Linked DNA regions of Homo sapiens: region 2 is linked to region 1. A link is a loop called in an ENCODE intact Hi-C map of the cell type or tissue named here. Cell type or tissue: Calu3. All regions are shown on one strand. Links, peaks and the distances in the headings refer to the core of each region. The heading gives the core; the rest is flanking DNA.

Region 1 (6,003 bases), core at 1-5,000:
TCATCTCTTTCCAGGATTCCTGCACCACCTACAGAAAATGGTGAGATGAGCCAGACAGGTAGCTCATGCCTGTAATCCCAGCACTTTAGGAGGCTGAGGTGGGTGGATCACTGGAGGTCAGGAGTTCGAGACCAGCCTGGCCAACATGGTGAAACCCTGTCTCTATTAAAAATACAAAAAACTCGCCGGGCATGCTGGTGGGCACCTGTAGTCCCAGCTACTGGGAGGCTGAGGCAGGAGAATTGTTTGAACCTGGGAGGCAGAGGATGCAGTGAGCCAAGATCACACCACTGCACTCCAGCCAGGGTGACAGAGCAAGACTCTAGTTTCAAAAAAAAAAAAAGGGAAGAAAAAAAATGGTGAAATGAACCATTTTCACTCTTGCCTCCTTCCACACAACAGCCAGAGTAATCTTTTTTGTTTCTTTTTAAATTAATTAATTTTTTTTTTGAGTCAAGGTCCTACTGTGTCTCACTCAGGCTAGAGGGCAGTGGCATGATCATAGCTCACCGTAGCCTTGACCTCCTTGGCTCAAGCGATCCTCCTGCCTCAGCCCCCTAAGTAGTTGGGACTACAGGCACACATCACCATGCATGGCTAACATAAAAAATATTTTTGTAAAGACAGTATCTCACTATGTTGCCAAGGCTGGTCTTGTACTCCTGGACTCAAGAGATCCTCCTGCATCAGCCTCCCAAAGCAATGTGATTACAGGCATGAACCACTGTGCCTGGCCTGTTTCAAAATATATATATATTTGAGACAGGGTCTCTCTCTGTCACCCAGGCTGGAGTGTAGTGTTGTGAACATAGCTCACTGTAGCCTCGAACTCCCAGGCTCAAGTGATCCTCCCACCTCAGCTTCCCAAAGTGCTGGGATTACAGACATGAGCCACTGTGCCTAGCCTCTCCTATACCTTTTAAAGCCTTTTGTTATTTGTGTAACATACTATAATCACTGTTAGGAACCTTGCCTCTCTCAATAAAATATTTTAGGTAGCATTCTGTATGGATACTAGCTTCCTTAGTTTGGGGTTTTTTTTTTTTTTTGGTTTTATGACTGCAGAGGATTACTTCAAAAGGACACACCATAATTTATTGGCCAGGCATGGTGGCTCATGCCTGTAATCCCAGCACTTTGGGAGGCTGAGGTGGGTGGATTACCTGAGGTCAGGAGTTTGAGACCAGCCTGGCCAACGTGGTGAAACCCCGTCTCTACTAAATACAAAAAATTAGCAGGTCATGGTGGCACACACCTGTAATCCCAGCTATTTGGGAGGCTGAGGCAGGAGAATCGCTTGAATCTGGGAGGCGGAGGTTGCAGTGAGCTGAGATCCCACCACAGCAATATGTCTCAAAAAAAAAAAAAAAAAGGACGCGCCATAATTTATTAATCATTCCCACATTGATCGACATCTGGGTCATCTCTAATCATTTATTCTGGCAGTCAATGCTGCAATGAATAACTTCTTAAACCACTTTGCACTTAAGCAAGGATATCTACAAGTTAGAATCCTAGAAGTGAAATTGATCAAATATATGTACATTTGTCATTTTGATAGATATTGTCAGATTCCCTTCTATAGAAATTGCACCCAGCTGGGTGCGGTGGCTCATGACTGTAATCCCAGCCTTTTGGGAGGCCAAGGCAGGTGGATCACCTGAGGTCAGGAGTTCGAGACTAACCTGACCAATATGGTAAAAGCTCGTCTCCACTAAAAATACAAATATTACCCAGGTGTGGTTGTGGGTGCCTGTGGTCCCAGCTACTTGGGCGGCTGAGACAGGAGAATTGCTTGAACCCAGGAGGCAGAGGTTGCAGTGAGCCGAGATCGCGCCACTGCACTCCAGCCTGGGTGACAGAGGGAGACTCCATCTCAAAAAACAAACAAACAAAAATTAGCCAGCCGTGCTGGCGTGCACCTATAATCCTAGCTACTCAGGAGGCTGAGGCAGGAGAATCACTTGAACCTGGGAGATGGAAGCTGCAGTGAGCCGAGATTGCACCACTGCACTCCAGCCTGGGTGACAGAGCGAGAGTCGGTCTCAAAAAAAAAAAAAAAAATTGCACCCATTTTCGATCTCATCAGCAATGTTTTTGAGTGCTTGTTTCCCATTCCTTCGAAAATATAAATGGGTCATTAGTCATTACCCTCCCAGCTTAACCTCTCTAAGCAACTTCCCACTGTCCTTGGAAACAGCATCTACTTTCCTCGCCATGGCCTCCAAGGGCTTGCCTACACTATTTGACTCCTGCCTGTCTCGCTTCCCATGCCCTGCTGAAGGCAAGTGTTGGACACATCTAAGGGATGCCAGCCAGCAGGGTTGGGAGGGAGTTGGCATTTCTTCCCAAGGGGATGTGTGCTTGGGCAGTGGACCTGCAGACTGTGCCCATCCTATGAATGTGGGGAAAGAGAGCATGGCACATGAATGCTAGGGAAGGCAGGCTGCAGTTTCATAACTTTGGGGGATTGCCCGAAGGTACGATGGACCTGGGGAAATTGGGGCATTGGGGTGCCTGTTTAAAGCCATCGTCTGTAAGTGAGCCATGTCACAGGCCAGCCAGCAGAGGACAGTATTCTGCTTTGGGATGAGGCCATTTCTCCATCAGACCAGAGGAAGCCAAACCCAGCTGTCCATCTACCACGGGGCAGTGAGGACCCGGCGTGGGGGCTGCAGAGCAGTTAAATGAGCCGGAGTCCGCAGCTGGCAACCAACCCCTGCGTTCTACCGATGACAGCCTCCTGTTGAACAAGGAGCCGCACTGCTCCCTGGGGCACGGGCCTGAGAAGCTGGGACCACCCGGGGTTGGGGGCTGGAGGGACCTGATGTCCTGCTCCCCTGGGATGCCCAGGTGGTGGATGAGGTCCAGGTCCCACCCAACCCTCAACCATTCCATCCCTGCAGTCATTCCGTGCCTTCCCAAGGTGTCTGCAGATGTGCAGTGGAGGTTGGGGGTCAATCCAGGAACCACCCGAGAACTGGCTAAGTGGGATGCCTGGCACTGGTCCCAGAGCTGTCTCAGCTGTGCAAAGTGAGATATCACCTTCTAAACCCTACGATGCACCTGTAAAGGGAAAATGTGAAATCTCAGAACCCCCGAAACTTATGCCACAGGGAAAGCTAAGCTTAAAGGCTGAGTCACGCAACACACTCTCTCTCTGTCTGTCTGTCTATCTGTCTGTCTGTCTCTCTCTCTCTCTCTCTCTCTCTGTGTGTGTGTGTATGTTAGACAGGGTCTTGCTCTGTCACCCAGGCTGGAGTGCAGTGACGCAATCATGGCTCACTGTTGCAGCCTGGACCTCCTGGGCTCAAACAATCCTCCCTCCTCAACCTCCCAAAGTGCTGGGATTACAGGCATGAGCCACTGCACCCAGCCGGGAAGAAGTATTGATACAAGCAACAACATGATGAATGTCAGATCATCTGGCTGAGTGAACGAAACTAGGCCAAAACCACAAGTGCATATTATACGATTCCATTCATATAACATTTTAGAAAATCTAAACGAATCTACAGTGACACAAAGCAGCCATTGGTTGCCTGGGGATAAAGAAGGCAGGGATTATAGAGTAGAAGGGATTATAGAGGGGTGAGATATAATTTTTGGGGGTGGTGGGTATGTCATTATCTAAATTGTGGTGATAGTTTCATGGGTGTGTGTATATATATATGTATGTATATGTATATATATGTGTATATATGTATGTATATGTATATATGTGTATATATATGTGTGTATATATATATGTCAAAATGTATCAAAATCTATACTGTAATTATATGTAGTTTATTGTAAGTAAATCAAACCTTTTTGGTTTTTTCAAGATGGAGTTTCATTCTGTTGCCCAGGCTGGAGTGCAGTGGCACAATCTTGGCTCACTGCAACCTCCACCTTCTGGGTTCAAGCGATTCTCTTGCCTCAGCCTCCCGAGTAGCTGGGACCACAGGTGCCTGCCACCACACCTGGCTAATTTTTGTATTTTTAGTAGAGACGAGGTTTTGGCATGTTGACCAGGCTGGTCTTGAATTCCTGACCTCAAGCAGTCCTCCTGCCTTGGCCTCCCAAAGCGCTGGGATTACAGGAGTGAGCCACCACACCCGGCCTCAGTAAATAAAATTTTAATAAAACTTTTTTTTTTAATGCCAATATAGTCATGTCTGTAATCCCAGTGCTTTGGAAGGCCAAGGCAGGAGGATTGCTTGAGGCCAGGAGTTCGAGACCAGCCTGGGCAATATAGCTAGAACTTCTGTTTACCAAAAAAATGCTGATGTGTCAAAAATAAATATTTTTCATCACTGGCTCAAATTTTAATATCTTCCTTTGCCATGTATACTGCATGAGGTGGGGAATGGGGGAATGGAATAATTTGGGAAAGTAAAGATGATCAAGGCTCAGTGTTAATTCTACAATATATTGCTTTCATTGCCTTAACCATGCATGCTTATTACAGCAAAGTCAGAACAAGGTTGAGACGGGGTCTCGCCGTGTCGCCCAGGCTGGAGTGCAATGGCGTGATCTCGGCTCACTGCAGCCTCTGCCTCCCAGGTTCAAGCAATTCTCCTACCTCAGCCTCCTGAGTAGCTGGGATTACAGGCGCGTGCTACCACGTCCGCCTAACTTTTTGTATCTTTAGTAGAGACGGGGTTTCACCATGTTGGCCAGGCTGGTCTCGAAGTCCTGACCTCGTGATCCACCTGCCTCGGCCTCCCGAAATGCTGGGATGACAGGCGTGAGCCACAATGCCCAGCCTATAACATTTTTATAAATGTTTTTGAGTGAATGGAGAAATTAATTACTCTGTTCTGTGATGCTTGGTGTTTGTCAGCTTTAAATCCCCCATAGCACTCAGATCTTAGAGACAGAACTTTGGTCTTTATGGGTGAATTACAACCAATTCCATTTACATTACTTTCATTTCTCTATATGCTAAAGTTACCTTTTTTTTTTTCTTCAGTCTATTGCCCAAGCTGGAGTGAGGTGGTGCGATATCAGCTCATTGCAGCCTCCAACTTTTGGGCTCAAGCAATCCTCCCACCAGCCTCCCGAGTAGCCAGGACTACAGGCATGCGCTACCATGCCAGGCTTATTTTTAAAATTTTTTGTAGAGATGGAGTCTCACTATGTTGCCCAGATTGGTCTCAAACGCTTGGCCTCAAGCGATCCTGCCTCAGCCTCCTAAAGCACTGGGATTACAGACGTGAGCTACTTATTGATAAATTTCTGGATTATAGAAGGTCATATAGGTTTAAATTGATAAATTGAAACCAGCAGATTTCTGGCATTTAGAATGCTTCCTCAACACCTTTCCAAGAAGGCTGGCTGTGGCCAGGCATGGTGACTCAAACCTATAATCCCAACACTTTGGGAGGCCAAGGCGGGTGGATCACCTGAGGTCAGGAGTTTGAGATCAGCCTGACCAACATGGTGAAACCCTGTCTCTACTAAAAATACAAAAACATTAGCCAGGCGTGGTGACGGGTGCCTATAATCCCAGCTACTCAGGAGGCTGAGGCAGAAGCATCGCTTGAACCTTGTAGGTGGAGGGTACAGTGAGCCAAGATCACGCCACTGCACTCCAGCCGGGGGGATAAAGTAAGACTCCATCTCAAAAATAAAAATAAAAATAAAATAAATAGAAACCAGCACATTTCTAGTATTTAGAATGTTTCCTCAACATCTTTCCAAGAAGGCTGGCTGCCTTGCAGGAATTTCAGCACACGTGCCCACAAATACAGGACCAATGCCTTTGCCGCCTGGGTTATACTCTACACTTGAGCTGCTCTTGTTTTTATATTATAGACTGCTGTTCATTTAGCTTCGTCATGATTGATTCGTTTGTGGTGGGTTGCTTGTCCTGCTGTAGAATGTGTAGTAAGATCTATTTGCTTCAAAAGTGGTTTGGAGCCAGGTACGGTGACTCACACCTATAACCACAACACTTTGGGAGGCTGAGGCAAGAGGATGGCTTGAGCCCAGGAGTCTGAGACCAGATTGGCGAAA
Region 2 (7,269 bases), core at 1,260-6,259, 90 kb after region 1:
GGAGACCAGCCCGGCCAACACAGCGAAACCCCGTTTCCACCAAAAAAATACGAGAACCAGTCAGGCGTGGCGGCGCGCGCCTGCAATCGCAGGCACTCGGCAGGCTGAGGCAGGAGAATCAGGCAGGGAGGTTGCAGTGAGCCGAGATGGCAGCAGTACAGTCCAGCTTCGGCTGGGCATCAGAGGGAGACCGTGGAAAGAGGGAGGGGGAGGGGGAGGGGGAGGGACCAGACTTTGTCTCTTAAAAAAAAAAAAAAAAGACTCCCAGGCATAGGAAAGCAGGCATTCACCATAAATCTCATTGTTAACAGGAACTACCTTCATAGCCCAAGGTTTTAGGAATACAGAGACACTCTTGCCAGTCAGGATAGTCCAAGGCTCGTGAATATCAGGAGCCACTCAAGGGCCAGGCCTGGAGACTTGGAACATGCAGGGTTTAGGGCAACCCCCGCCAGCCACACAGCTGGGGAAAGGGTTTGCTGCGAAATGGTCCACTCTTGCGTGCACTTCCTCCCGCCTGCCCCCCGTGCGGTGTCCTTGTGGGATTAGAGGATGTTCCAGCACACTGAGAGTCAGTGGCTGTCATTTTCTCTGTCTTCCAGGGACCCAGTCCCAGCTGCTGCCTTAGCTTGCACCCCAGGACCACCCTGGGCTGGTGCTGACACCACTGGGGGCTGTCTGTTATGTCAGCCCCAGTCCAAGACTGTGGCTGTCTTGGCAGGAACCTGGCTGAGTGAGCCCCTTCTCCTACCCCGTGCAGTGACCATTTCCTGCAGCCCCAGGGGCAAGGCCCAGCATTTAGGTGGGCACCCCAGCCAGCCTCAGGGGCACCCTGCTACCCTCTGCTGACATCTGCTGTTTCTGTCTCCTAACAGTTTCATGATCAACATGGGAGACTCCCACGTGGACACCAGCTCCACCGTGTCCGAGGCGGTGGCCGAAGAAGTATCTCTTTTCAGCATGACGGACATGATTCTGTTTTCGCTCATCGTGGGTCTCCTAACCTACTGGTTCCTCTTCAGAAAGAAAAAAGAAGAAGTCCCCGAGTTCACCAAAATTCAGACATTGTAAGTGCCGCCTCTCAGCCTCCTCTCTCTGTCCCTCTTCTGTCACCACTCCAAGCAGTGTCCTGCATGCGGGCCTCAGGCTGAAAGAAGCAAGGCTCCTTGTAGCATTTTGGGGTGACTCTTGGGTTTTGCCTTCTTGCTAGATTGTGCTTGAGCTCTCCCTTAATCATCTCTTATGTGGGGTTTATAAGGCCCTTTTCTATCTGCTGTTTATATGACCTTCACAGGAAGCACTGCGAAAATGACACCAGTTTACAGATTAAGAACCGGGGGCTCAAGAATGTTAACGGGCCTGCCAGGGTCATTAGCCAGCAATAGCAGCGCTAGAGCTGGAACCCTTTTTTCCATTTATTTATTTATTTATTTATTTGGAGACATGGTCTCACTGTATTGCCCAGGCTGGAGTGCAATGGCGGTGGCACGATCAAGGTTCACTGTAATCTCCACCTCCCAGGCTCAGGCAGTCTTCCCACCTCAGCCTCCCGAGTAGCTGGGACTAAAGGTGTGCACCACTATGCCCAGCTAATTTTTTTTTTTTTTTTTTTGAAGCAGAATCTTGTTCTTTCAACCAGTCTGGAGTACAGCGGTGCGATCTCGGCTCACTGCAACCTCTGCCTCCCAGGCTCAAGCAATTCTTCTGCCTCAGCCTCCTGAGTAGCTTGGATTACAGGTGCCCGCCACCACGCCTGGCTATTTTTTGTATTTTTAGTAGAGACAGGGTCTCACCATGTTGGCCAGGCTGGTCTCAAACTCCTGACCTCAAGTGATCCGCCCACCTCGGCCTCCCAAAGTGCTGGGATTACAGGTGTGAGCCGTTGCGCCCAGTCAATTTTTGTATTTTTTTATAGAGACAGGGATTTGCCATGTCCCGGGCTGGTCTCGAACACCTGGACTCAAGCAATCCGCACACCTTGGTCTCCCAGAGTGTCGGGATTACAGGCGTGAGCCACTGTACCCAGCCTAGAATTGGCATTTTAAAGTCTTTTTAAGGCTGTAGCCACCTGGAAGGCTATGTGCTAATGAGCACAAAATCTTTGGACAGGCCTTATTTTGTTGCTCTTTTAAACTTTTCATGAAGCTTCCTTTTAAGAATAAGTGAAAAAGATGGATTAGTTAAAAGAAAAACGTTAAGGAAATAATAGTATAGATGGTATGTAGACAGAAAAAAATGATACCGAAGGTCTGCCTAAGTGACTGCATCCCTGTCTCTCCAAGATTGATTTCCATAAGCCACACGGAAAAGTCATTCTCCAGATTTTAGGGTCCTGCGGCCAGAATTACTTCCTGCGGTTACGCTTGGCTGTGTTTAACACCAGTCTCAGACTCCAGGGGCCCGCAGCCAGGTTTGAGTGGGGACCTGCCAGGTCAGGTCTGAGCCGAGGGAACTCCAGGGGCACGGGCCTGCTGCCTTCAGGGACTCCCTGGATTTGGCAAGGGGCAGGTCTCAGGGGCAGGATTGGGAGCCATTCTCAGACCAGAACCCCTTTCATTCTGTCTGTCTTCAGGGGACCCAGTCCCAGCTGCAGCCTTAGCTTGCACCCCAGGGCCACCCTGGGCTGGTGCTGACACCAGTGGGGGCCATCTGTCATGTCAGTTCCAGTCCAAGGCTGTGGCTGTCTTGGCAGGAACAAGCCACACAGAAAAGTCATTCTCCAAGGCTGGGCATGGTGAAGCATGCCGCTCACATCAAATCCCGATTCCCTATTCCAATCTGGGTATCAGCCTTCCCCGCCAGAACACTTACAGCCTTCACACCGTAAAGCAGATATTCACACAACACAGTTCTTATACCATGGACAGGGAATTAGTTTTACATTTTTAAAAACTGGGTTCAGGGCCAGGCACAGCGGCTCACGTCTGTAATTCCACCACTTTGGGAGGCCGAGGCGGGAGAAATCACTTGAGGTCAGGAGTTCGAGACCAGCCTGGCCAACATGGCGAAACCCCGTCTCTACCGAAAATACAAAAACTAGCTGGGCGTGGTGGTGCATGCCTGTAATTTCAGCTACTAGGGAAGCTGAGGCAGAAGAATCGCTTGAACCCAGGAGGCAGAGGTTGCAGTGAGCCAAGAATGCGCCACTGCATTCCAGCCTGGGAGACAGAGTCCGTCTCAAAAACAAAACAAAACAAAACAAAACTGGGTTCAATCTTATCTCCATCATTGACTCACTGAGCAAACATTTCCTGAGGCCCTACCTACAGTGTCCCAGACACTATGCTAAGGTGTGTGGCTGCAGCAGTGAAGAAAATAGATGAATGCTGTCTTCATCAAGCTTACGCTCTAGTGGTGAGTGAACCCTGGGCGAGACCTTAACCTCATTCTGCCTCAGTTTCCTCACCTGCTAAATGGAGGCAGTATTCCCAATCTTGTGGGGCTTTTGTCTTAAATGAGGAAGAGTCTATAAACTCACCTAGCACTGCCCCTGAGGGATAGGAGCTGTGTAGTGTTTGCGTTGATCGTATTTCGTGCCAGGCACTATGACGGGCACGATCAGGACCACAGAGCCAGCATTTATGTTAAGCTGGAAAATGAGGGTGTTGCAACATAGTTTTTTTTTTTTTGAGACAGACTTTTGCTCTTGTCACTCAGGCTGGAGTGCAGTGGTGCAATCTCGGCTCACTGCAACCTCCGCCTCCCGGGTTCAGGCGATTCTCGTGCCTCAGTCTCCCGAGTGCCTGGGACTACAGGCACATGCTACCACGCCTGGCTAATTTTTGTATTTTTAGTAGAGACGGGGTTTCACCATGTTGGCCAGGCTGGTCTCAAACTCCCGACCTCAGGTGAGCTGCCTGCCTCTGCCTCCCATAGTGCTGGGATTATAGGCGTGAGCCACCACACCCGGCCACAGCGTACTTTTTAGAAATGCTTTGTGAACTGCTTTAACCTACATTGTCTAATCAGGGCCTCCTTGCAACAGCGCCGTGCGTTAGGTAGCGTGGGTTGCCTCATTTCTGCTCTCAGAGAGGTTATGGGATGTGCCCAGGGCACAGGCTGGAGAGACAGGCTCCGCCAGCTCTAAGAGAGAAGGAATTGGTGTGGGGATCAGACCAAGTCCTGCAGGAGGGGTGTTGGGCAGGTTCTTAAAGGTAGAGCCACACCCTGAAGCTGAAAGGACTTTAGAGCAGAGGGCCCGATATAGGAAGGGCAGATCAGCTGGAATCCAGCCCATCCTGTCCAGGGCTGGTACACGGGGCATTGCTGGTGTGGAATAGTACTTTTGATAAAAAAGCGTAGTAGTACTCAAGATAAAGAGACCAGGGTCCAGGACCCAGCTCCTGAACTGGCCCTTGTTCCCTCATCTGTAAAATGGAAGTTCCGCCCCACCGCCGTGAGTGAGGACGTGGGTTGGCCCTGGGAGCCTGCGGAGCTTGCCACCAAGGGAGGCAGCATTCCTCTCATAGCTCATCTGTTCTCGCTGTCACCTCCCTGGCCTTACAAGAGGAAGTTGACATAAAACCTGTAGACTGTGGGAGCTGTAGGGTCCCAAAGCACTTGTATTTTTTTGTTGATTCTCACTGTTCCTCTTTGCCAGGATGCTGAAATTCTGTTCCCTCCACCTAATCATGATCTTCTAACCTTATGTGTGTGGAGATATGCAGTTTCCAGAGTCTTGTCTCTTCCCTCATTAAATCACACTGGATGCCTGCTGCAGCCAGGGCTTTTACCTGTACGCTGTACAAGACAAATATTTCTAGTACCATGGCTACATTCTGGACCCTGAAGTTGGGTGCTCAAGGTTGAGTACTGACTCTCCCACATTAGCCATCTGACATCAGCCAGGTGACTTGATCTTTCCAAGTCTGTGTCCCCAACTGTAAGCTGGAGGTAGTAGTAGTACTTACCTCATAAGGCTGTGAAAACTGAGTTAATCCATCATAGAGCTCTTTGCTCAGTTCCTGGTGCATAGTAGGCTCTCAGGTGTTATGGATTGTTACTATTTATTTATTTATTTTGAGGCAGGGTCTCACTCTGTCGTTCAGGCTGGAATACGCTGGCACGATCTCGGCTCACTGCAACCTCCGCCTCCCAGGCTCAAGAGATCCTCCCACTTTGGCCTCCCAAGTAGCTGGGACTACAGGCGTGCACCACCACCCTTGGCTAATTTTTATATTTTTTGTACAAATGGACATCTAACAATGTTGCCCAGGCTGGTCTGAAACTCCTGGGCTCAAGCAGTCTGCCTGCCTCGGCCTCCCAAAGTGCTGGGATTACAGGCGTGAGCCACCATGCCTGGAGTGTGTTATTATTTTTATCCTTTTTATTAATACCATCTCCAGTCTTACAAGAGCCCTTCCACGAAGACATGAGCAGCCCATTTTGCGGATGAAGAAACCGAGGTGCCAGGGATTGCAGAGTTTGCCCAAGGCCACCTAACTTCTAAATAGCAGCAGAGTTGGCTTTTGAATGAAGTCTGCAAGCTCCACAAGCCATGTTTTCTCTACTTTGCCATGCTGCTCCTAATTTAGTGTTAATAGGCCTCCTACGATAGTGTTAGTCTCCTAAGATAGTGTTAATAGGCCTGGCATGGTGGCTCACGCCTGTAATCCCAGTGCTTAGGGAGGCTGAGGCACAAAGATTGCTTGAGCCAGGAGTTCAAGACCAGCCTGAGCAACATAGGGAGACCCCCACCCCCCCGCCATCTCTACAATAAACAAAAAAGAGTGGTGTTAATTTGTTAATTTACCGACAAGGAGAGTATTCCTTATCTGAAGTGCTTGCCAGAAGTGTTTCAGATCTTGGACTTTGGAATGTTTGCATTATACTCACCAGATGAGCATTTCTTATCTGAAAATCTGAAATGCTCCAATGATTCTTCCCTTTGAGGATCATGTTGACGCTCAAAAAGTTTCAGATTTCAGATTTTAGATTAGGGACATTCAGCCTGTAGATGTTATTTTACAGAGCAGGAAGTTGGGTGTAGTGGTTCACACTTGTGATCCCAGCTCTTTGGGAGGCCAAGGCAGGAGGATTGCTTAAGCCCAGGAGTTGGAGACCAGCCTGGGCAACGTAGCAAGGCCCTGTCTCTATAAAAAATAGGAGAAAACTGAGGCTCAGAAAGGTCACCTAGCTGATACAACCAGGCCTCAAGCCTAGATCTCCTATTCTAAATCCCACATCAGTGTCCCTGGCTACCGGTATTTCAGTGAGCACAGGTGATTTCTGTTATAGCCACAGAGCAGTAGGGAGTAATAGGGCTTAGTGTGAGGAAGGTATGTGGCCCAGGGCTATATCAGGAACTCTCACCATGATTTCTGGTGGCTTCTAGAATTGGCATTTATTTATTTTGTTTTAGAGACACGGTCTCGCCCTGTCACCCAGGCTGGAGTGCTATGGCGCGATATCAGTTCACTGCAACCTCTGCCTCTGGGGCTCAAGCGATTCTCTTGCTTCAGCCTCCCAAGTTGCTGGGATTACAGGCACCCACCATGATGCCCGGCTAATTTTTGTATTTTTAGTAGAGATGGAGTTTCACCACGTTGGCCAGGCTGGTCTTAAACTCCTGACCCCAAGTGATCCATCCGCCTGGGCGTCCCAAAATACTGGGATTACAGGTGTGAGCCACTGTACGGGGCCAAACACATTTTTAAAACAAAAAACCCAGTGGGATTTTTGTTGGAATTGGATTGAATCTGTATATTAATATGGGAAGAGTTGACATCCTACAATATTGAGCTTTCTATTCCATGAACATTGTTTTATCCCTCCCGGGGAGGTCTTTTGGACTGTTTGTAATAGCAATTAATGACTTGTTAGAGAGGAGTGGTAATGAGCAACAAGTTCTTTTTCATAATAATAGTAGCAGTAATGATAATAAATGGCTCTTCCTGCCAGGTGTGGTGGCTCACGCCTGGAATCCCACACTTCAGGAGGCCGAGGCAGGTGGATTGCTTTGAGCCCAGGAGTTCAAGATCAGCCTGGCAACATGACGAAACCCTGTCTCTACGGAAAAAATACAAAAATTAGCCAGGCACGGTAGCATACGCTTGTAGTCCCAGCTACTCAGGAGGCTGAGGTGAGAGGATCACCTGAGCCTGGGATGCCAAGGCTGCCGAGCGCCGAGCTCACACCGCTGCACTCCAGCCTGGGCGACAGAGCAAGACCCCCTCTCAAAATAATAATAATAATAATAATAATAATATATAATAATGACTCTTTCACGTCCACTCCCACTCACTCAGGTTGCACCTCTGAACAGAGCAT

Evidence for each region. A loop is a pair of places that touch in the nucleus more often than their neighbours do. Peaks named below come from ENCODE experiments on the same cell type or tissue, not always from the same donor. Only the 100,000 strongest peaks of a DNase experiment are listed, where the experiment ranks them.
Region 2: a loop joins it to region 1, with 3 times the contacts of the local background. A loop is called at or near these places in 13 of 110 quality-filtered maps.

The regions. Positions count from the first base shown.
Region 1 is chr7:75,864,079-75,870,081 of GRCh38, forward strand. No RefSeq gene overlaps it. Among named protein-coding and RNA genes, the nearest start is that of RHBDD2, 12 kb to the right of the region's middle. RefSeq lists an enhancer at 2,453-2,747. In Calu3, for the core only: a CTCF peak has its summit at 2,563 (motif pointing right); a DNase peak (open chromatin) is centred at 2,573.
Region 2 is chr7:75,953,114-75,960,382 of GRCh38, forward strand. POR (cytochrome p450 oxidoreductase) reads left to right here. Exons shown (of 16, transcript NM_001395413.1): 2 at 876-1,067. The coding sequence starts at 889. Among named protein-coding and RNA genes, the nearest start is that of SNORA14A, 13 kb to the left of the region's middle. RefSeq lists a silencer at 5,718-6,012. In Calu3, for the core only: no CTCF peak of the experiment used is centred there; DNase peaks (open chromatin) are centred at 4,118 and 4,408.